Regions from separate parts of the Homo sapiens genome. Here all the other regions are linked to region 2. Evidence: read pairs that join two places in POLR2A ChIA-PET (ENCODE). Cell type or tissue: MCF 10A. All regions are shown on one strand. Each heading gives the region's core, and the rest is flanking DNA. Links, peaks and the distances in the headings are about the cores only.

Region 1 (6,903 bases), core at 1,056-6,055, 60 kb after region 2:
CTTGAAAATGAAAAATTATAAGCAATTTCTCAGAATTTGAATATTTTCTCCTAATCCCTTCCATACAAGCTGACTCAATACTGACATAGGGCTTTAAAAACACTTCATTCTGGCCTTGAATATATGGGAAGAGAACAACTCTTTGTCCCCAGTAAAAATAAGAATGCATATGTAATTTGTTTATATATCCACCTGGCTATCTCCACCCACAATGAGAAATAAGGAGAACAATTAAACCCTTTGTGGATTTCAGGCTCTGTTAACACCATTCTTAACCTTACCAACAGTTACTCTTTACCAATACTTTTAACTGCTTTAGAGACATTTCTGGAAGACAGCCAAAAGAACATACCTGTTCAGCAGAATTGGGAGCCAGGTCCTGATTCCTCTTCAGCAAGGCCTCACTGAAGGAAGTTTCATCAGGTGCTGGCTTGACCCGGGGAAAGGCCATTTCACACTAAACCAGAAGTAAACAACTACATTCTATTTGCCGAAGATAATATACAGGAGAGATTGTTTTTTCTATTACTACGACAGAAAAAGGTTAAAAACAGAAAATTCTACACTTGTTTTTACTGCTTAATTTGTTCAATTAGCTGGGCGTGGTGGCTCACACCTGTAATCCCAGCTACTTGGGAGGCTGAGGTGATAGCTGGGCGTGGTGGCTCACACCTGTAATCCCAGCTACTTGGGAGGCTGAGGTGAGAGAATCCCTTGAACACAGGAAGCGAGGTTGCAGTGAGCCAAGATCGCGCCATTGCAACTCCAGCCTGGGCAACAGAGTGAGACCCTGCCTCAAAAAAAAAAATTTATTCAAAGGCCAGGCACAGTGGGTCACGCACACCTGTAATCCCAGCACCGTGGGAGGCTGAGGTGGGCAGATCACTTGAGGTCAGGAGTTCAAGATCAGCCTGGGCAACATGGTGAAACCCCGTCTCTACTAAACAGACATACAAAAATTAGCTGGGCATGGTGGCAGGTGCCTGTAATCCCAACTACTCAGGAGGCTGAGGCAGGAGAATCGTTTGAACCCTGGAGGCAGAGGTCCTGATTCCTCTGCCTCCCAGGTTCAGTGCAGTGAGCCAAGATTGCACCACTGCACTCCAGCCTGGGTGACAGAGTGAGACTGTCTCAAAAAAAATAAAAAGTTCAAACAAGGATAAAAGCTGGAATAGCCATAATTTAAGCTATCACTATCTTTATAGTAACAGATATACCATAAATACAATTACTTGTTCAGAACAAAGATTATAATCATGTTTAATGCCAACAGTAGCCAAGGAATTATTCTCCCCACCATGCTTACACTGTTTCTGTATGTAAAGCAACACACAGTTGACTCAAAACCCCAAATCTTTTCACAAATCACTTTCCCTCCCTATTTCAACCATCTTTTTTTTTTTGTAGTGGTGCCATCTTGGTTCACTGCAACCTCCGCGTCCCGGGTTCAAGCAATTCTCCTGCTTCAGCCTCCCAAGTAGCTGGGATTAGACACATGCCCAGCCAACTTTTTTATTTTTAGTAGAGACGGGGTTTCACCATATTGGCCAGGCTAGTCTCAAACTCCTGACCTTCAGGTAATCCATCTGCCTCGGCCTCCCAAAGTGCTGAGATTACAGGCGTGAGGCACTGTGTCTGCCCTCTTCAACCACCATCTAACTTCATTAACTGGGAGATACTGGGCTCCATTTCAACAGTGACCAGAAAATGTGTATCATTAACCCAAGGTACTCACCAAATAGAAGTCAAATGGGATATGTGGTACAAAGGGCCTGAACCTAAAACATGAAAAACAGCCAAATTATTCCCTAGGTAGGAATCAAGCGAGATGTAAATAACACGCCAACAATTTTGAAAACATGTCAGTCCTCAGAATGAGTGACAAAGTCTCCGGGGAGGGAAAGAATCATTCTTAGCATAGTGGGGCCAAATTCATTTAACAGGAGTGCAGGAAAAGACCACAGTTGGCTCTCGCAAAACCAAGTGACATTAGTCTACTCTAAAACTCCTATTTAGATGACAAGCAGAAACTAACAACCAAGTGCAGAGATGCTAAAAGCTGGTACTCACCCTCCTCCTGGGCCTCCTCTGGAACCAAAGCGCCCACCACGACCACGGCCTCTGTCACCCCTAGAAATGCAGATTTTATTTTGACCTCATTGAAGGAATACCCACCGGCCATATCATCTTAGGTTGGCTACTTTCATCCCTCGGAACCTCCCAACGGTAGGCAAGAGACCCCACTCACACTTACACTTGTCCCCATTCCAAATGGTGCCCAGTTACACCCCCATAACCTCCTCTAAGTTAATCCAACCCCCATCAAGTAATGATGGGGCTCAGTGAGCCCTACACTTAATAACCCATAATCCTGGGCCACACGAATCCTAATACTTCGGAGGCTAAAGATTGCTCATTTCTTCACTAAGGTACACATTTATCGGGCGTGTCCTAATGTCAAGGCCTTCGCACTGAGGATGAATGCGGCTCGCTCCAGCATTCTCAGCCCGGATGACGGGGGCGGGGGAAAGGTGGGGAGCTCCTCCAGGGGCTTGAGGACACCCCCTCATCGCAACCCTTCAGAGACAAAGGTGTCGAACCCCCCTCCCCACTCCTGGGCCCGAACCCCATCCCGGGCCCAAGTTTCCCCGCCTCTACCGGCCTCCATCTCTCCCACTATCCTAGACCAGGAGTTCTCAGGTTTTTGGCCAGCCCCCGGATACATGGCCCTTTCTGATACTCCGACTTCTTTCGGCCCACGTTCACAAAGTTTTCCGTCGAATACCTGAAACCTTTCGACCGCTTCGACCCACTTACCTCATGGCGCCTTAAAACACGAACAATGGAGGCCGCACCAACCGCCCCTTCCTCTGAGTAGCAGACAACTGAAGAGGCGTCTTGCCGGCGTGTCCCAATAAAACCCGGTGCGATTGGCTCCCGCCTTACCCCATCGCTTATGCCTATTGGCTTACTTTGTCAAACCGGGCTTATGAACCAATAAAAAACGCCTACTGTGTCAGGAACTAGCCAATAAGAACTGGTTCTATAGTAATGACGAATTTTTGATCAGACATTAGGTGGCACTAAAGAAGTCAGGACAACGACTACGTAGTGTTCTATAACAATCATGAGAAATTTTAGTTCTAGATAGCAGAGTGGCGCAGCGGAAGCGTGCTGGGCCCATAACCCAGAGGTCGATGGATCGAAACCATCCTCTGCTATCGGAGTTTTTTCATTGCCCTGTACGGCATACGTAATCTACGTTTCTTTAGTGAAGGAAAATATCTTGCCAATTTTCCTACCTCAAAAATGCAACCAATATCAGCTATTTTTGCCACTAGCAGTTGAAGTTGATGGGGAAAAGGGAGTTTAGGCAACTATGAACACTGCACGTCTACAAACTCGAAGCAGGAGAAACAGGTTTTAGATAGGAGAGGAGTATATTGATTGAATTAGTGTGGAAAACATGGTTTTCCATGTCCATGGAAACAGGTGATCCACCCGCCTCAGCTTCCGAAAGTGCTGGGATTACCGGCGTGAGCCACAGCGCCCAGCTTGGTTACATAAATTCTTTAGTGGTGATTTGTGAGATTTTGGTGCACTCATCACCCGAGCAGTATACACTGAACCCAACTTGTAGACTTTTATCCCTCACCTACCTCCCTTCCATAAGTACTTTTTCGATATTTAATTTACTACAGCAGAACGTAAACATCTTAAGTCTAAACGTATTCTGGCCACGTAACCACCATCCAGATTAAAATAAATATTATTAATTTTTAAAAAACAAGCAAACAAAAAGCGGACCGAGTGCGGTGGCTTGTGGCCACCCAGCACTGTGGGAGGCCGAGACGGGTGGATCACCCGAGGTCAGGAGTTCGAGATCAGCCTGGCCAACATGGTGAAACTCCGTCTCTACTAAAAATACAAAAATTAGCCGGCGTGCTGGCGGGCGCCTGTAATTCCAGTTACTCAGGAGGCTGAGGCAGGAGAATCTCTTGAATCCGGGAGGCGGAGGTTGCAGTGAGCTGAGATGGCGCCACTGCACCCCAGCCTGGGCGATAGAGGGAGACTCCGTTTAAAAAAAAAAAAATCTTACTTGAGGTTTGTTGAGCTTCTTGAATCAATGGCTTCAGGTTTGTCGTCCATTTATTAAATTTATCAGCTATTATCTCTTCAAGTATTAGTTTTACCTATTATTTCCCTCGTTCCTGAACTCCAAATAAAGACGGGTTAGACTTTTCCCCCAGTAATCTCTTTGTCTCTTACCCTCTCTTCTATTATTTCATTTTATTTAGACACAGGGTCTCACTCTGTTGCCCAGGCTGGAGTGCAGTGGTGCACCATCATAGCTCACTGCAGCCTCAACCTCCTGGCCTCAAGAGACTCTCCCATTTCGGCCTCCCTAGTAGTTGGGACTACTCAAAGGCACAGGCCACACCACTCCGAGCTAATTTTATTTTTTTTTTTGAGATGGAGTCTCCCAGGCTGCAGTGCAGTGGCGCTATTTCAGCTCACTGCAACCTCCGCCTCCCCGGTTCAAGCGATTCTCCTGCCTCAGCCTCCCGAGTAGCTGGGACTACAGGCGCCCGCCACCACGCCCAGCTAATTTTTTTTTTTTTGTATTTTTAGTAGAGACGGGGTTTCGCGGTGTTAGCGAGGATGGTCACCATCTCTTGATCTAGTGATCTGCCCGCCTCGGCCTCCCAAAGTGCTGGGATTACAGACGTGAGCCACCATGCCCGGCCCTGCCCAGCTAATTTTTGTATTTTTAGTAGACATGGGGTTTCACCATGTTGGCCAGACTGGTCTCAAACTCCTGACCTCAGGTGATCCTCCTGCCTCTGTCTCCTAAAGTGCTGGGATTACAGGTGTGAGCCACCTCCTTTGGCCCCGGGCTTACTTATTTATTTATTTTTGTAGAGATGGGGTACTTTATATGTTGTCAAGGCTAGTCTTTGTTTTGTTTTTGTTTTTGTTTTTGTTTTTGTTTTTGTTTTTGTTTTTTTTGAGACAGAGTTTCGCTCTTGTTGCCCAGGCTGGAGTGCAATGCGTGATCTTGGCTCACAAACTCTGCCTCCCAGGTCCAAGTGATTCTCCTGCCTCAGCCTCCCGAGTAGCTGGGATTACAGGCATGCACCACCATGCCTGGATAATTTTGTATTTTTAGTAGAGACAGGGTTTCTCCATGTTGCTCAAGCTAGTTTCGAACTCCCAACCTCAGGTGATCCACCCACCTCGGCCTCCCAAAGTGCTGGGATTACAGGCATGAGCCACTGCAAAGGCCTTTTACCCTCTCTTTTTATGCTTTTCATTCCTTTTTATCCATTCTTCATTTTAGGTAGTTTCTGCTGTCCTTTCTTCCAATTTATTACTTGCTCCTCAGTTTAGTCTAACATAGTATTAAATCTATCATTTGGTTCTTAATTTTGGTCTTTTAATATTTTGGGTCTGTATTATTATTATTTTTGAGACAGGGTCTCACTCCTGTTGCCCAGGCTGGAGTTCAGTGGCATAAACACAGCTCACTGAAGCCTCAACCTCTTGGGCTCAAGCGATCCTCCTGTGTCAACCTCCAGAGTAGCTCGGACTATAGGCATATGTCACCACACCCAACTAATTTTTTAATTTTTGGTAGAGATAAGGTCTCACTATGTTGCCTAAGCTGGTCTCCAACTCCTGGGCTCTAGTGATCCTCACCTCAGCCTCCCAAAGTTCTGGGATTACAGATGTGAGGCACCAAGCAGGACCTTAGATTTTCTATTTATTCTACTCCCAGGTTGCCCCTAGGAGTGCAGCCTTTTGAGATCCTAGCCCAAAACACGAAGGTGGTTTACCAAGGTTATCACCTTTGGGGACATTTGGACTCCTTTTTTTTTTTTTTTTTTTGAGAGTGAGTTTCCCCCTATTGCCCAGGCTGGAGTGCAGTGGCGCAATCTCGGCTCACTACAACCTCTGCCTCCTGGGTTCAAGTGATTCTCCTGCCTCAGCCTCCCGAGTAGCTGGGCTTACAGGCATGCACCACCACGCCTGGCTAATGTTTGTATTTTTAGTAGAGATGGGGGGTCTCACCATCTTGTGCAGGCTGGACTTGAACTCCTGATCTCATGATCCATCCATCTCAGCCTCCCAAAGTGCTGGGGTTACAGGCATGAGCGACCGTGCCTGGCCCTTTTTCTTTTTTTTAATTTAAAAAAATTGAAATGGGGTCTCGCTCTGTTGCCCAGGCTGGTCTGAAACTCCTAAGCTCAAGCCATCCTCCCGCCTTGGCCTCCTAAAGTGCTGGGATTACAGGTGTGAGCCACCACACCCGGCCTGGACTTCACCGGCCCCACACAACCTATTTTCTGCCACTAATTCCAAATCAGCAAATGACCCCAGGGTAAAATCAGCCCTACTGCTGGGCTTACTTCTCTACTTTCCTGTACTTTCATGCTGTCACACCAATAATTTCTCACTATCTTATTTTTTTAATTATTATTATTTTTTGAGATGAAGTTTTGCTCGAAATGGAGTGAAATGGTACGATCTCAGCTCATTGCAACCTCCGCCTCCTGTGTTCAAGCAATTCTGCCTCCGCCTCCCAAGTAGCTGGGATTACAGGCACCTGCCACCACGCCCGGCTAATTTTTGTATTTTTAGTAGAGACGGGGTTTTGCCACGTTGGCCAGGCTGGTCTCGAACTCCTGACCTTAGGTGATCCACCTGCCTTGGCCTCCCAACGTGCTAGGACTATAGGCGTAAGCCACTGTGCCTGGCCTCACTATCTTATTAGTTCTTTTATTATTATTTATTTATTTATTTATTTATTGTTTTTTTTGAGACAGGGTCTTGCTCTGTTGCCCAGGCTGGAGTGCAGTGGTGTGATCTCGGCTCACTGCAATCTCTGCTTCTGGGTTCAAG
Region 2 (6,903 bases), core at 602-5,601:
AACAGAGTGGGTGGGGGAGAGTGAGCCCTGGAATGAGAACTATGCGGCTCCTCTAATCCAGGTGCTCCCCAGCTCAACCGCCTCAACAGGTTCTCCAGGCCCTGCCCCAGCCCCAGGCACCAGGTTCCAGCCCTAGGGAGCAAGATCCCTAGTGTCAGAGCCCTACGGGGCAAGAGGCTCTCATGGGAAGAGAAGAGTCCACCTGTTCTCCCACCCTGCTCCACAGCTGGCCCACCTCTCCCGGGGCCAAGCATGGCTGGGACAGCTGGGATGAGCCATGGAGGTTAGGGGCAGAGGCTACTGCCTCCCACTCCCAGGACTGGCTGAGACCCCAGCCCCAGGCAACAAAGCAGAAAGGAAGATGTAGGCCTTCCCCAATCCCTTGCCGGGCTCCAGGACAGTGAGTCCCGGGTCTCAGAACCTGGCTGCCCCTTATGGGAAAGGACAAGGTCCAGATCAATTGGATCAGATTTTGTGCAGCTCTCCCAACACACCCCGCCACACCCTGCTAGCCTCTCCTCCCTTATTCCCATCCCTAAATACACAGCAGGACCCAAGAACACCCCCACCCACACATCGTTACCTAAGGCGGGGGCCAAGCCCAGTTACAGCCCAGCTGGAGTCGGACTCTGGACACAGCAGCAGACTGCCAGAGGGCACATGCGTCACCCTCTCACCCCAGGACAAAAGACACTTTCTAAGCGGATACAGCCTTCTGAATAACAGGATATGAGGGGAGCAGGCGGATCTGGATCTACTCTGTGAGTCACGGCCCATGCCCAAAACCCCCCCACATCAACCCCAGGCAAATCAGACTCCCTTCCCACCCCCAAGCCCAGGAATGTGCTCCAGTCACCCTCACCCGGCGGGTCCTGGTGAAAGGAGATGGACAAAACAGGGTCACAGCCACCATAGGGGCCTGAGCAAGCCACAGTCAGATTTGGAAGGAAAGGCTGCTCGGTCAGGCCCCACCACAGCCTCCTGTCCTGCCACCTGCTTTCCGTTGGCCACTTGTGGCCATTCCTACTCCCATGCCGGCTGCCCTGCCCTCTCCAGCCAGCCTGCCAATCACTCTCGCCCCGCCCAAGCCACGCCTCCGAAGGAAGCCTGCCTTGACCCCTGCACTGGGTGCCATCCTCCCTGACTCCCACAGACGTGTCTGTCATCACCACTCAGCTAGCACTGGCTGGGGCCCACTAACTGGTGAGGCCACGGTGTCTTTCTGGGTCCTGTCTTGTTCCTTGAGACAAGCATAGTTTTTCTTACACATGGCCAATGTATTTTCTGAACCAAGCGGCGGGACTCAGACTTTAGGACAGTTTTTTCAATCCTGGATATACACCACCCCCTGCTTTTAATCTCTGCATCTCTCCAGCCCACATTGCCTGGTCCAGTGCCTTGCTCAAGGTACACGTTCTATAAATATTCCACCTCCTTCCAGCCCTGATAACGGGTATTGCACGTCCTTGACCACCTTTTAAGCTTTTTCTTTCATGAAGCCTCTTCTGAAGGAAGGGTGGGACCAGGAGGGAACAGGCCAGGAAGCAAGAAGGAAGGAGAGTTGAGAGGAAGAGTCAGGCTGCGGCTTCTCTGAAGGGAAATCCTGCCCTTGTCTTCCCTCCTCCGCCTGCCCAAACCCTCTGGTCCTTGGCTGGGAGGATGGAGCAGAGTACCAGGATGGCAGGAAGCCACACGCTTTTCCATATTCTTTTATTTAAGTGTGTAACTGCGTGGTTCCCTGTCTATACCGCTGCAAGACTTTCATACAAACACTTTAACATTTACAGTTGAAGAGGAAGACCATTGTTCAACCTGTGGTCTGTCTGCTGTGCTGCCCTTGGGTTGGAGGTGGCTCAGGTTCATGACCAGTGTTCCAGGTGATTCTGAAAACCGTGCCCATTTCTGGAAGGACTGTGCCAAGTCCACTCCCAACCAAGACTTGGAAGTGGGAAGATAATTCAGAGAAACTCCCCACACTTAACCATCCCAATCCTTGTTCCCTAAATGAGGGATCTTGTGGGAAACGGTCAGGGAGAGGAAGAGGGAAGGAAATGGGTGGTGCACCTCCCTCTGCCACTCTCCCCACAAGCTAGCCCACCTCTCCCACCACCTGCCTCCTTGGAGTCATTTCTCTGAGCTGTCTCCTCCTGGCCTTCCTCAATACCATGACTCAACCCCTGCTTGGCCTCTGGCAGCAGCCAAGTGGCCAAGACACAGATGAGCCCCAGAGATGACTCTGCCACCTGCTCCCAGGAGTACTGGGAGACCCAGAGCGGGAGCTCCAGTGCCTCAGGGCTTCAGCTCCCAGCCCCTCCTCCCAGGAATCCACCCGCTCCCCACCTTCGGTAAAATGGACAGTGCTGGAGATAACCATCTGACAAGTGCTTTTCTGGAGCTTTTTCTGAAGGAAGGATAGGGTAGCAGGCAGGCAGGGATCGTTATCCTCCTCTGCCTCCCTCCCCTGGAGGCCAGGAGACAGGATCTGCCACCCCACCCACCCCACAAGCCACCTGCTCCTCCCGCCTGCCCCATTCCCCCACCAGCCAGGCCCCGGGTCTCCTGGTTCAGGGGTCGGGCAGATGTTCTATCCCATCAGCCGCTTCCTAGAAAGGTCAAGCAGGAGGTCGTTCCTGCATTGGCCCTGCCACAGGTAGATCCTGGCCTGAGTGGACAGTGTACACAGGAGCCTTCCAGAAATGTGGGAATGGGAGGACCACGTGTCCTCCAATGGGCCCTCTCACCTCAGGCCTCCAGCCCTACCCCAATGTTCTCATTGTCTTCCCCTTGGCTGATTCATCATTGAGCAACAAGCAGTCTCCCACCCCCACCCCACCCACCTCAGCCCAGCTTGCTGACTTCTCCAAAAGCCCAAATTGCCCTGACTCCATGCCCCTGGATCCCAGCCACTCCAGCCCCACCCTCCCACCCCCAGGTTCTGGGCTCCACGCCCTCCAAATGCCTCCTAACCACCCCTAGCATCCCCAGGCTCCTTCCGTCTGGAGCTCCAAACATCCACCACACCGTCCTAAGTCCACCTTCTCTTCTCACCCCACAGACACCTCTGGAGTCTTAAGTTTTTTCCAAGTGTTGGGATGTGTCCCTAGACTCCTGTCCCTCCTGGTCACTGTTCTCTCCAGAGCCTAGCCCACTGTCAAGCCTAAGTATGGATTCTCTGTGTCCCTTCCATCTACCTGGAATTCATTTGCTCACTTAGGCACCATGAGTTTGCTTACTCATTCATTTATTGGCTCATTCATTCACTCTCATTCATTCACTTGCTCATTCAATAATGCATTCACTCTCTTGCACATTCATTCATTCATTCCCTTTTTCATTTACTCATTTGTCCTCTCTAACTTCAATATATAGGGAAGGTGCCATCCGAACTGGGCTGACAATGCCACCTCTATCAGCAAGGCTGTTTCAAATGAAATTTCTCCAGCCTCAGCTGTTCCATTCTCTGCTCCTTCCTGTGTTCTTTCTCCAATTCCACAAGGCCCTCTCCAGGAACAGCTCCCGGAGCATAGTGGGGCCTGCTTGGCCCTGCCTCACCCCTTACCATCCTCACAGGATTCTGCGTCTAACTCTCTTTGTCTCTCTCTCACACACACACACACACACACACACACACACACACCGAGCAAGGACCTCGGCCATTCCTGATCCCCTCTGCTTGGGTGACCCATCACCCTTCCACTCACTTCAGTTCTTGGAGCAAGAAGCCAGCCTCTGAAATTTTTCCAGGCAAGTGAAGTTGGAGGAGTTCAGTGTGGATCTTGCCCCCGCCTCCCCCAACACACACACAGCTACCCCAGCCTCAACAACACTTACTAGAATGTGGGGAAAGGCAGAGCCAGCTCCCCAGCACCCCTGCCCTCACCACCATCCCCACTGGGCTGGGCAGGGGAAGGCTCCCATAGTGCAGGTGGCTCTGCCAAGAAAAGCAGCTCAAGCCGGGGCCTGCCTGGGTCCTGAGGTGGAGGAGCTGCCGAGGTTCAGCCCCCCTCTCTCTATCTTTCCCTCTCCCAGGGAGCTTGCAGGCTCCCCACAGCCTCACTCGGGTTCCTCCCAGATCTCATCATCCCTCTCAAGGAACAGCTCCTGGAACACAGTGGGGTCTGCTTGGGTCGTGAGGTAGAGGGGACGCCACCTCAGCCCCCGCCTCCTCTTCTCGGAATCTCAGGCTCCCTGGAAACTGCCTGGTTCCTTCTGGACCCCATCACCTCCCCTAGGACACAGCTCCCAGAGCCCAGCAAGGCCTGTGTCCAAGCTCTGACCACCCCCAACCCAGACCAACACGCATTTGTCCTCTCCTTTTGGGGAGGATCGAGTAGCTGTGGTCAAAGCTTCCAAATACTCTGCCCCTGGAGAGGAGCTCCGTCAGCTGCTGCGGCAGGGAGGGGGTCTCACCATCCCATCCATCCCTCTAAAGGCCTCACCCAGCCCCCAACCCCCCAGGACTCCCCATTCCTAAACTGGCCTGTGGGAGAAAGTTAATAATTACCAAAATCTTCCTGCCTGCTCTCTGGCAGGCCCCTCTCCCCAGGCCCCCTTCACTGCCCCTTCTCCTGGCCTCCCAATACTGTGGGGCCCTCCGGCAGCCGAAGACCTCCCAGGCCGGGCCCAGGGTGCTCACCTGCTGCCTCAGTCTGCCTCCTCTCCAGCAGGGCTCTGGGGCCTGGGCTCTGGCACTGCCAAGCAGCTCCCTGCGCTCAGCCCAGCCGGGACTCCTCCCCGCTGCACTCCCAGAATCTGTCCCACTCCCTCCCAGCCCTGCCCGCTGAGCTGGCTCGGTGGGGAGATAGTGGCTGAGCTCCTTCTTGACTTGGCCCTGGGGTTGGGCCCTTGTTAAAGGGATACACACCTTTTTTCACACCCCTCTACCCCCATCCCAGAGGGAGTGGTGAAAACTGGCACTCCCCCAACCCCACCCTCCCAGCCCCGCAGGGGCTGAGCAGAACCTGACAGGGTAGAGAAAGGAAGGGAAGGACTATCACCTGCCTTTCTCACCTGGGTCACTGGGATCCCAGTTTCAGGGGCTCCCAACAGACAAGTTCAGTTAACATTCCAGGCCAGCCTAACTGGCCACAGAAACCTCCTTGCCACTGGGGTTTCAGGAGTAACGCCCGACTTCTGTGCTCAAATCAGAAGGCAGATGCCAGGGACCTGTCTGGCTCCCTGGTCTTCTGTCTCTAGTCTGACCCATCAGCTCTACTGAGACCCAGCCCTAAGATCCCTCATGTACACCAGAAGACTCCTCTGGAAACTCCCCACACCCCACCGTTTCCCTAAGATACCCAAGGAAACTGGCCAGCTCGACCTCCCTACACTAGGGCAGCAGCTGAAACCAAAGAGGGGCCCACTTGCCCACTCCAGCGGGAATGATATTGGGTCACTGGGCACTCACCATGTGTCAGGCTCTCTGTAAGTGCTTTACATGATGTGTGGCATTGTCCTCCTGGCAATCCTGTGGAAGTAATATTCATATCCCCCATTTTACAGATGAGGAAACTGATACTAAGAGCATGCCCAAAATTCCAATGATAAGTGGCAGATCTGAGATTCAAACTCAGGCCAGTCAGCCTGTTTCTAACCGCCCCCCACCCCCACCCACCCCATTTCCCTGGTTGTGCCAGCCAGGGCTCAGAACACCTGGACTAATATCCTTTTCCCCAAGTGTGCACACATACCCTCCTCTCCTATAAGAGGGCCCGCCCATTGGCAAAGAGGAGCCTGTCCCTCAGAGAGGACCATGTTGCCCTTTTGGACCTGGTACCACCCTCAACCCAAACCCATAGGGAAAAGTGAGTCCCCATTCACTTCCACAGCCAACCACTCCAGCCCCACGTGCCCCACCCTACCAATGACTTTGCCTTTCACCCCCAAGCTCCTCTCACCCGTGGACCCTCAGGGAGGGGGTGTCCAGTCAAGACAACATGTTTCACTTTTTTCATTTTTTTTTATTAATCAAATGATACAAAACAACCATCATTCTGTCAATGCCCAAGCACCCAGCTGGTCCTCTCCCCACATGTCACACTCTCCTCAGCCTCTCCCCCAACCCTGCTCTCCCTCCTCCCCTGCCCTAGCCCAGGGACAGAGTCTAGGAGGAGCCTGGGGCAGAGCTGGAGGCAGGAAGAGAGCACTGGACAGACAGCTATGGTTTGGATTGGGGAAGAGATTAGGAAGTAGGTTCTTAAAGACCCTTTTTTAGTACCAGATATCCAGCCATATTCCCAGCTCCATTATTCAAATCATTTCCCATAGCCCAGCTCCTCTCTGTTCTCCCCCTACTACCAATTCTTTGGCTCTTACACAATTTTTATCCCTCAAATATTCATCCCTGGCCCAACCAGTCCCCTGAGCCTCCCTCTGGTGGAGACTCCTCCACCCATGAGCTCCCCAGAGCATCCAAGACAGAGTGCACAGAGACCTGGGGAAGGAAGCTGAACTTTGCAGAGATGAGGACAGGTGCAGGCTAGGGTACAGGGTGGTGGTAGAGGAGACAAGTTTTATCTCCAGGCCCACAGTCTCTCCCCAACACCCCCCAAGAATTCCAGAGGGAGTTCTCAGTGCCCCCGGACAGGCCTCTCCAGCTTCACACTCTTGGCCGCTTCTCCAATCAGCTCCCAGAAACTCCTGAACTCCAGTTTAGAGTCATTGCAGCTGCCCAGGTTGGCAATTTTCTCTTCCAGGCCACAGTTGCTCTGAGGGGAGTGAAGAAACCATGGCTCAGGGATGCAGCACCTTCCAATCTTCCCACCCCACCCTGCCCACGGGCAGACAGCAGGAGCAGAGGCTACCTAGCACTGGCAAGGGGGAAGAGCTGGGGGTTGCAAGTGCCAGTGTGGGTGGGGTCCCGGAGCACTTGCTTGGGAAGTCAGGGTACTGGCTGAGGTGGGG
Region 3 (6,903 bases), core at 711-5,710, 84 kb before region 2:
CTTTGACCAATCAATAAAGAAAAGGAAACCTTAAAAATGTGGAAAAATCAGCCAGGTGAGGTGGCTCACACCTGTAATCCCAGCACTTTGGGAGGCCGAGGCGGGCAGATCACTTGAGGTCAAGAATTCAAGACCAGTCTGGCCAACATAATGAAACCCCATCTCTACTAAAAGTACAAAAATTAGCAGGATGTGGTGGCAGGTGCCTGTAATCCCAGCTACTGGGGAGGCTGAGGTGGGAGAATCACTAGAACCCGAGAGGTGGAGGTTGCAGTGAGCCGAGATCGCACCACTGCACTCCAGCCTGGGCAACAGAGCAAGACCCTGTCTCAAAAAAAAAAAAAAAAAAAAACCAAGAACACAAAATAGATGGTAGGAATAAGAACAAATATATCAGTAACATCAATACATATGAATGAATTAATTGTTCCAGTTAGAAAAGAGAAATCAACTGGTCAGATTTTTTAAATCCATATGTGCTATTTACATAAAAACAAATCTAAAGCAAAAGAATACAAAAGATTAACAGGAGAAGAATGAAAAAATATATAACATGTAAATATAACCAAACAAAAGCTGGTTAATATAACATGTGTAGAACTAACCAATATATATATTGTTTAGGCTGGGCGTGGTGGCTCACACCTGTAATCCCAGCACTTTGGGATGCCAAGCCAGGTGGATCACCTGAGGTCAGGAGTTCGAGACCAGCCTGACCAACATGGCAAAACCCCATCTCTACTAAAAATACAAAAATTAGTTGTGTGTAGTGGCGCGTGCCTGTAGTCCCAGCTACTCAGGAGGCTGAGACCAAAGAATAGCTTGAACCCAGGAGAAGGAGGTTGCAGTGAGCCAAGATCATGCCACTGCACTCTAGCCTGGGTGACAAAGCGAGACTCTGTCTCAAAGAAAAAAAAATAGAGAGAGAGAGAGAGTTTAGTAACTCCAGCTGGTTACATATTATGTACATTTATAAGACAATATAAAACTTATTGGGTAGCTAAAATAGTACTTAGATGAAGTATATAGCCTTAAAGTTATATATTAGAAAAGACAAAAGTCTAAAAATAAATGAATCGGGCCAGGCGTGGTGGCTCACACCTGTAATTCCAGCACTTTGGGAGGCTGAGGCAGGAGGATCACTTGAGGTCAGGAGTTCTAGACCAGTGTGACCAACATGGCAAAACCCGGTCTCTACTAAAAATACAAAAATTAGCCAGGTGTGGTGGCGCATGCCTGTATTCTCAGCTACTCAGGAGGCTGAAGTAGGAGAAGCTCAAACCTGGGAGGTGGAGGCTGCAGTGAGCAGAGATCGTGCCACTGCACTCCAGCCTAGGGACAGAGTAAGACTGTCCTAAAAAAAAAAAAAAAAAAAAAGAGAGGGTGACAGAAAGAGAGAGAGAGATCAGCCTGGGCAACATGGCAAAACCTCGTCTCTATTTAAAAAAAAGAAAAAGAAAGAAAGAGAGAGAGAGAGAAAGGAAGAAAGGAAGGAAGAAAGAAGAAAGAAAGAAAAGAAAAGAAAGAAAGTTAGTTCTCCCTATTCTTGGTTTTCTGAGATTTTTTTTTCCCCCAGCACAGCACAGCAGTTCTACAGAAAGGCCACCAGACTGCTTATTCATATGGACCTCTAGTCACCCCTGGCAGTGTTTTCCAGCCAGCAAAGGTTTCAAACCTCCCTGGATGGAGCTCAGAGAGGAAGGGATGAGCCACCATCTGTGCTGTTTGGCTGCTTTAGCCACTCTTGCCTTTGGGCTTTGAGGAGTCTGAGGCAACTGGGGGCTGGAGCGGACCTGCAGCATACCACAGCTGCTCTACAAAAACATGGCCAGACTGCTTTTTTAAGCAGGTCTCTGATCCTATTCCTCCTTGCTGGGCAGGAGGTTAATAAGCTGGTCTGCAGCTACCTCTGCCATTGTTTTCCAGCAAGCAGCAGTTCCAAACCTCCTTCAACCTGCCCAGGTCATTGTGCACAAGGGGTCGAAGGATGGAGCTGTCAGAGGTGTGGAGTCCTAATAGGAAAAAGGAGTCAGGCTGGTGGGACCAGGGAAAAGCAAAAAGAGAAAGCAGATCAGCTATAAGTGGGCCTTTCTTCATGATCCAGGACTCATAGCACTCATGTACAAATAACTCACAATCTTCCTGTGCCCAACTGATAGAGGATTTTGCTCCTTAACTCAGCTAAATCCAGGTTCTTGTGTTACAACCAGGAAACATTAGGCATATGGATGCATTGAAGGATGAGGAGGGTGAAATTTATTGAGCAAAAGAGGGGTCCCCTCTCAGCAAATAGAGGGGTCCTGCAAACAGGTTTCCACCTCACAATTGAATACCAGGGCTCCCACATATGCACTGAAGAGTCAGGCTCCTTCCCTTGCATAAGGTATGAATTCCTGGTGGCTCCACCCCGACCTTTCGGTGTGCATGGGGGCCCTTAGTCTGAGCCACTCCACATTGATTTATTTCCCTTACTGTGCATGTGTTAAGGGATGGAATTTTTCACCGTGCACATGTTTAGGCAAGCCCCTGTGCACAATGACCTGGGCGGGTTGGAAGTTCTCCAAGGACACTTCCCTATCTGCCTAGGCATTTGGCTGGCCGTTGCCTCTATCACAACTATCACCAGACCCTCAGCTGATAGAAATTGGAAGTTAGCTCACTGCAACCTTGGCATTGTCGGTACTGCTGTGCCGATGTAACCATCCGTACACAGAAAAGAGCCATCCTATAAAATCCCCAGCAAGCCTTTGTTTCCTTGCAGTCAGCTCCTCTCTTGCTGACTCTGCCAGTTGCTCTTTTGCAACATATTCATACTTTCTCTAATAAATCTGCCTATCTTTACCTACAACTATCTTGGTAAATTATTTTACCGTCCACACATTACCAGCCCCAGAGAGTTGCTGCTCACCTGTGACATTTTAGTTGCCCGTAGGGGAACTCTCTCTCCTTATGGGGAACTCTCTCACCTCTCTCTTTCTCTTTCCCAACTGGGGACCCTTGGTGGACAGCATCTAAGCATAAAAACAACTATAGGTCTCTGGCTGGAGCTACACTTAGGTGGAACTAAACGGTGTCCATGTGGAACTGTCTTACGGCTACCACCCATTTGGGTGAGAGGCCTAAGTTTATGTTATCTTTTCAGTCTCCCAGCAGCTGGCTTCTAGTATCCCTCTGGCAATTGACAGCAACTAGCCCAGGCCACTTTCCAGTGTTACCTGAAGGCCAGAGGGTGAATGGGGCTGGCCACCTTGCCCAGAAGGGAAGAAGGCTCTCTCCTGTATTTTCTGGTTGGAAGTCCCTAATCCCTATGCATGCAACTGGCCATGGATGCTCATTCAGAGCAAATTCACACACGTTTTGGGTGACTCAGACCCTCTCTTTCTTACTCTAAATTCTCCTGTGGAGTCAGCCAGGCATCCTGTCCCAGATGTTGCTAAATCAGGTGATCTCAGACAGCCTCGGAACAATGAGTCTTCCCCTACCCGCCCCCTCCGCTGGGCTAGCACAGGCAGAGCTCTCCCTTCACCTGTTTTCCTTGTACCTGGATTGGCCTTATGCGGGATGGCCAATGCAGGTACAAGGAAGCAGCCAAGTGGTCTTTTCTAATAGGTGGGACCCCCCTTTAGAAAGTGCACCCCCAAGTCCCTCAGCAGACACAGTGGAACCCTTTTTCATCTTGGAGGGACACCTCGAGAGAAAGTGTGGTTCATGCTCCAAAAAGAGTCCCGCCCCCAAGCACATGGTTCCCAGGCCCACCATGGGACAAACCCCGTCTGTTCCTTCAGACTCACCTCTAGGCTGCATCCTAAAGTATTGGGGCAAATTCAACCCCCAAACTCTCAAAAAAGAAACATCTGGGTTTTCTTGTGTAATACAGCATGGCCGCTATGCAGGAAATCCTCAAATTAACCTCCTCAGTCTTTTATCATTGAGAGCAGAATAAGGATAACAGGACTAAAAAGAGAAAGAAAAATGCAGAGACAGGAGGCAGACTCAACTGTTGGCTGCTTCACAAGCCCTCAGCTCCCTCCAGGTTTCCTTAAAAGCACTCGTCCAAGTAATTGCCATCAGTGCAGAAGGCCAGGCCGATAAAAGACAAAGTGCCCCGATAAAATAAATGGGAAAAAGCCCTGTATGGCTTAGCACCTCTGCCACAAGCTCAGCCAGTGGAAACAGGACTGCCCTGGAAACCAAAGGGCCCCTGGGAAGGAATCCTAACCCCTGATGGCCGTGAGCTAAAGGGGCTCTCTTCTCCAGCTGAAAAGATCTCACCTTAACTGGTGAGTTGTGAAAGGGGATGAATTTGTCCCAAACCGTGTAGGTCTGGGGTGCTAAGGCTCTCCCTAATGGGAAATAAACAAGGGTGGTAGGGTGCTGCCACCACTCCGTGCAGTGGCTAGAAGGCTCACGCCTGTAATCCCAACATTTTGGGAGGCCAAGGCGGGCAGATCACTTGAGATCAGGAATTTAAGACCAGCCTGGCCAACATGGCGAAACCCTGTCTCTACTAAAAATACAAAAATTAGCCAGGCGACTAATTTTTGGTGACGGGCACCTGTAATCCCAGCTACTTGGGAGGCTGAGGCAGGAGAATCACTTGAACCCAGGAGGTTGGAGGTTGCGGTGAGCTGAGATCAGGCCACTGTACTCCAGCCTGGGTGACAAAGTGAGAATCCATCTAAAAAATATATATAGATATATAGATATAGATATATACCTCAATAAAATTGTTTAAAATTTTTTTAAAGACATACAAATGGCCAAGAAGTATATGAAAAAATGTTCAGCATCACTAATCATCAGGAAAATGCAAATCAAAACCATAATGAGATATCTCATCTCAGTTAAAATAGGGTATCAATAAAATATCTATTATCAAAAAGACAGAAAATAACAGATGCTGGCAAGGATGTGCAGAAGAGAGAACACTAGTCTATTCTTGGTGGGAATGTAAATTAGTACAGTCACAATGGAGAACAGTATGGCGGTTTCTCAATAAAGTGAAAATAGATCTGTCATACGATTCAGCAATCCCACTGCTGGTAATATATCAAAAGGAAAGAAAATCAGTATATCAAAGGGATATTTACATCCTCATGTTTATTACAGCACTATTTATAATAGTCGAGATATGGAATCAGCCTAAGTGTCCATTAATGGATGAATGAATAAAGGAAATGCAGTATATATACACAATGGGATACTAGTCATTCACAAAAAAAGAATGAAATCCTTTCACTTGCAGCACGATACAGAAATACAAACATCAAATGTTCTCACTCATATATGGGAGATAAAAAAGTAAATCTCATAAAGGCAGAGAGTAGGATGGTGATTCCCACAGGCTGGGAAGGGTAGAGGACGGGGGAGGATAAAGAGAAGTTGGTTAATAGGTACAAAAATACAGTTAAACAGAAGGAACAAATTCCAGTGTTCCATAACACAGCAAGGGACCTTTAGTTAAAAGAACGTATAGCAAATTTCAGAACAGCTAGAAAAAAAGATATGGAATGTTCCCAACACAAAGAAATGGTAAATGTTTGAGGTGATGGATACCCAATTACCCTGATTTGATCATTACATATGGTATGCTTGTATCAAAATATCACACGTACCCCATAAATATGTACCGCTATTATGCATCAATAAAAAATCATGTTGCACATGAAAAAAATAGAAGAGATTAGCTGAGAGTCTAGCACCTTTTAAACATCTGAATAGGAAATATTTGCCATCTATTGCCTCTAAGGGTGGCCGCCTATGAGACTTCATCTACATAATAAGAACTTTAGTCTCCACAATCCTTTATCTTAACCCAGACCCTCCTTTCTATTGATTCTGGGTCTTCAGGTAATAATTTAACTCTTTCAATCAATTGCCAATCAGAAATTATTTTAATTCACCTATGACGTGTAAGTCTTCACTTTGAGATGTCCCATCTTTCCAGACCAAATCAATGTATACCTTAATGTGTTGATGTTTGCCTGTAACTTCTGTCACCCTAGAATGTATAAAATCAAGCTATAACCCAACCACCTTGGTCACATGGTCTCAGGACCTCCTGAGGCTGTGTCATGGGTCATGGTCTTCACATGTGGCTCAGAATAAATCTCTTTAAATATTTTATAAGCCAGGCATGGTGGCTCATGCCTGTAATCCCAGCACTTTGGGAGGCTGAGGTGGAAGGATTGCTTGAGCCCAAGAGTTCAAGACTAGCCTGGACAACACAGTGAGACCTCATCTCTTTTTAAAAATAATAATAATTAAAAATAAAATACAAAAAATATATACATATATGTTACAGAGGTTGGCTTTTTCATAAACAAAAATATGGCATTTGCAACAATGTCAATAAATTGTACAATTAAGTATACACTTGGTGAAAATGATAACATGTTATTTAAAGACATTTAAAAAATCCAGGTGGGGCAGGATGGCTCACACCTGCAAGCTCAAAACTTTGGGAGGTTGAGATGTGAGGATCATTTGAGCCCAGGATTTTGAGACCAGCCTGGGCAACATAGTGAGACCTCATCTCTACAAAAAAATTAAAAAAAATTAGGCAGGCATGGTGACACACACCTATAGTCCCAGCAACTCAGGAGGCTGAGGTGGGAGGATTGCTTGACCCTGGGAGGTGGAGGTTGCAGTGAGCCAAGATTGCACTACTGCATTCCAGCCTGGGCAACAGAGCAAGACTCTGTCTCAAAAAGAAAAAAAGCAAATTGATACCTTCTTAATTTTCAATCCTTAAAAGAGTGCAAAAACAAGCCACAAACTAGATGACATTTGCAACATATATAAGGACAAGAGCAAAAATCTTGACCAGAAACTTCACAGAAAGAGAAACTTATGGCCAATAAACATATGAAAAAGTGCTTGGCCGGGCACAGTGGCTCACGC

Evidence for each region. Peaks named below come from ENCODE experiments on the same cell type or tissue, not always from the same donor. Only the 100,000 strongest peaks of a DNase experiment are listed, where the experiment ranks them.
Region 1: POLR2A ChIA-PET joins it to region 2 with 80 read pairs; 14 of 35 experiments call an interaction of 5 or more read pairs at or near these places.
Region 3: POLR2A ChIA-PET joins it to region 2 with 69 read pairs; 19 of 35 experiments call an interaction of 5 or more read pairs at or near these places.

What each region holds. Positions count from the first base shown.
Region 1 is chr1:153,668,101-153,675,003 of GRCh38, forward strand. It overlaps ILF2 (interleukin enhancer binding factor 2), which reads right to left and starts at 2,893. Exons shown (of 14, transcript NM_004515.4): 1 at 2,818-2,893; 2 at 2,071-2,130; 3 at 1,736-1,778; 4 at 353-457. The coding sequence starts at 2,822. TRX-CAT1-1 (tRNA-iMet (anticodon CAT) 1-1) reads left to right here and starts at 3,150; the gene lies at 3,150-3,221. RefSeq lists a silencer at 2,913-3,292 and enhancers at 3,333-3,472, 4,023-4,102, 4,113-4,162. In MCF 10A, for the core only: CTCF peaks have their summits at 3,092 (motif pointing right) and 4,058; a DNase peak (open chromatin) is centred at 2,941.
Region 2 is chr1:153,608,316-153,615,218 of GRCh38, forward strand. S100A16 (S100 calcium binding protein A16) reads right to left here and starts at 4,822. Exons shown (of 3, transcript NM_080388.3): 1 at 4,637-4,822. It overlaps S100A14 (S100 calcium binding protein A14), which reads right to left. Exons shown (of 4, transcript NM_020672.3): 4 at 5,940-6,707. The coding sequence ends at 6,570. RefSeq lists enhancers at 13-1,212, 888-1,601. In MCF 10A, for the core only: no CTCF peak of the experiment used is centred there; DNase peaks (open chromatin) are centred at 706, 1,076, 2,816, 4,826 and 2 weaker places.
Region 3 is chr1:153,523,806-153,530,708 of GRCh38, forward strand. No RefSeq gene overlaps it. Among named protein-coding and RNA genes, the nearest start is that of S100A6, 8.7 kb to the right of the region's middle. In MCF 10A, for the core only: no CTCF peak of the experiment used is centred there; DNase peaks (open chromatin) are centred at 2,526 and 3,416.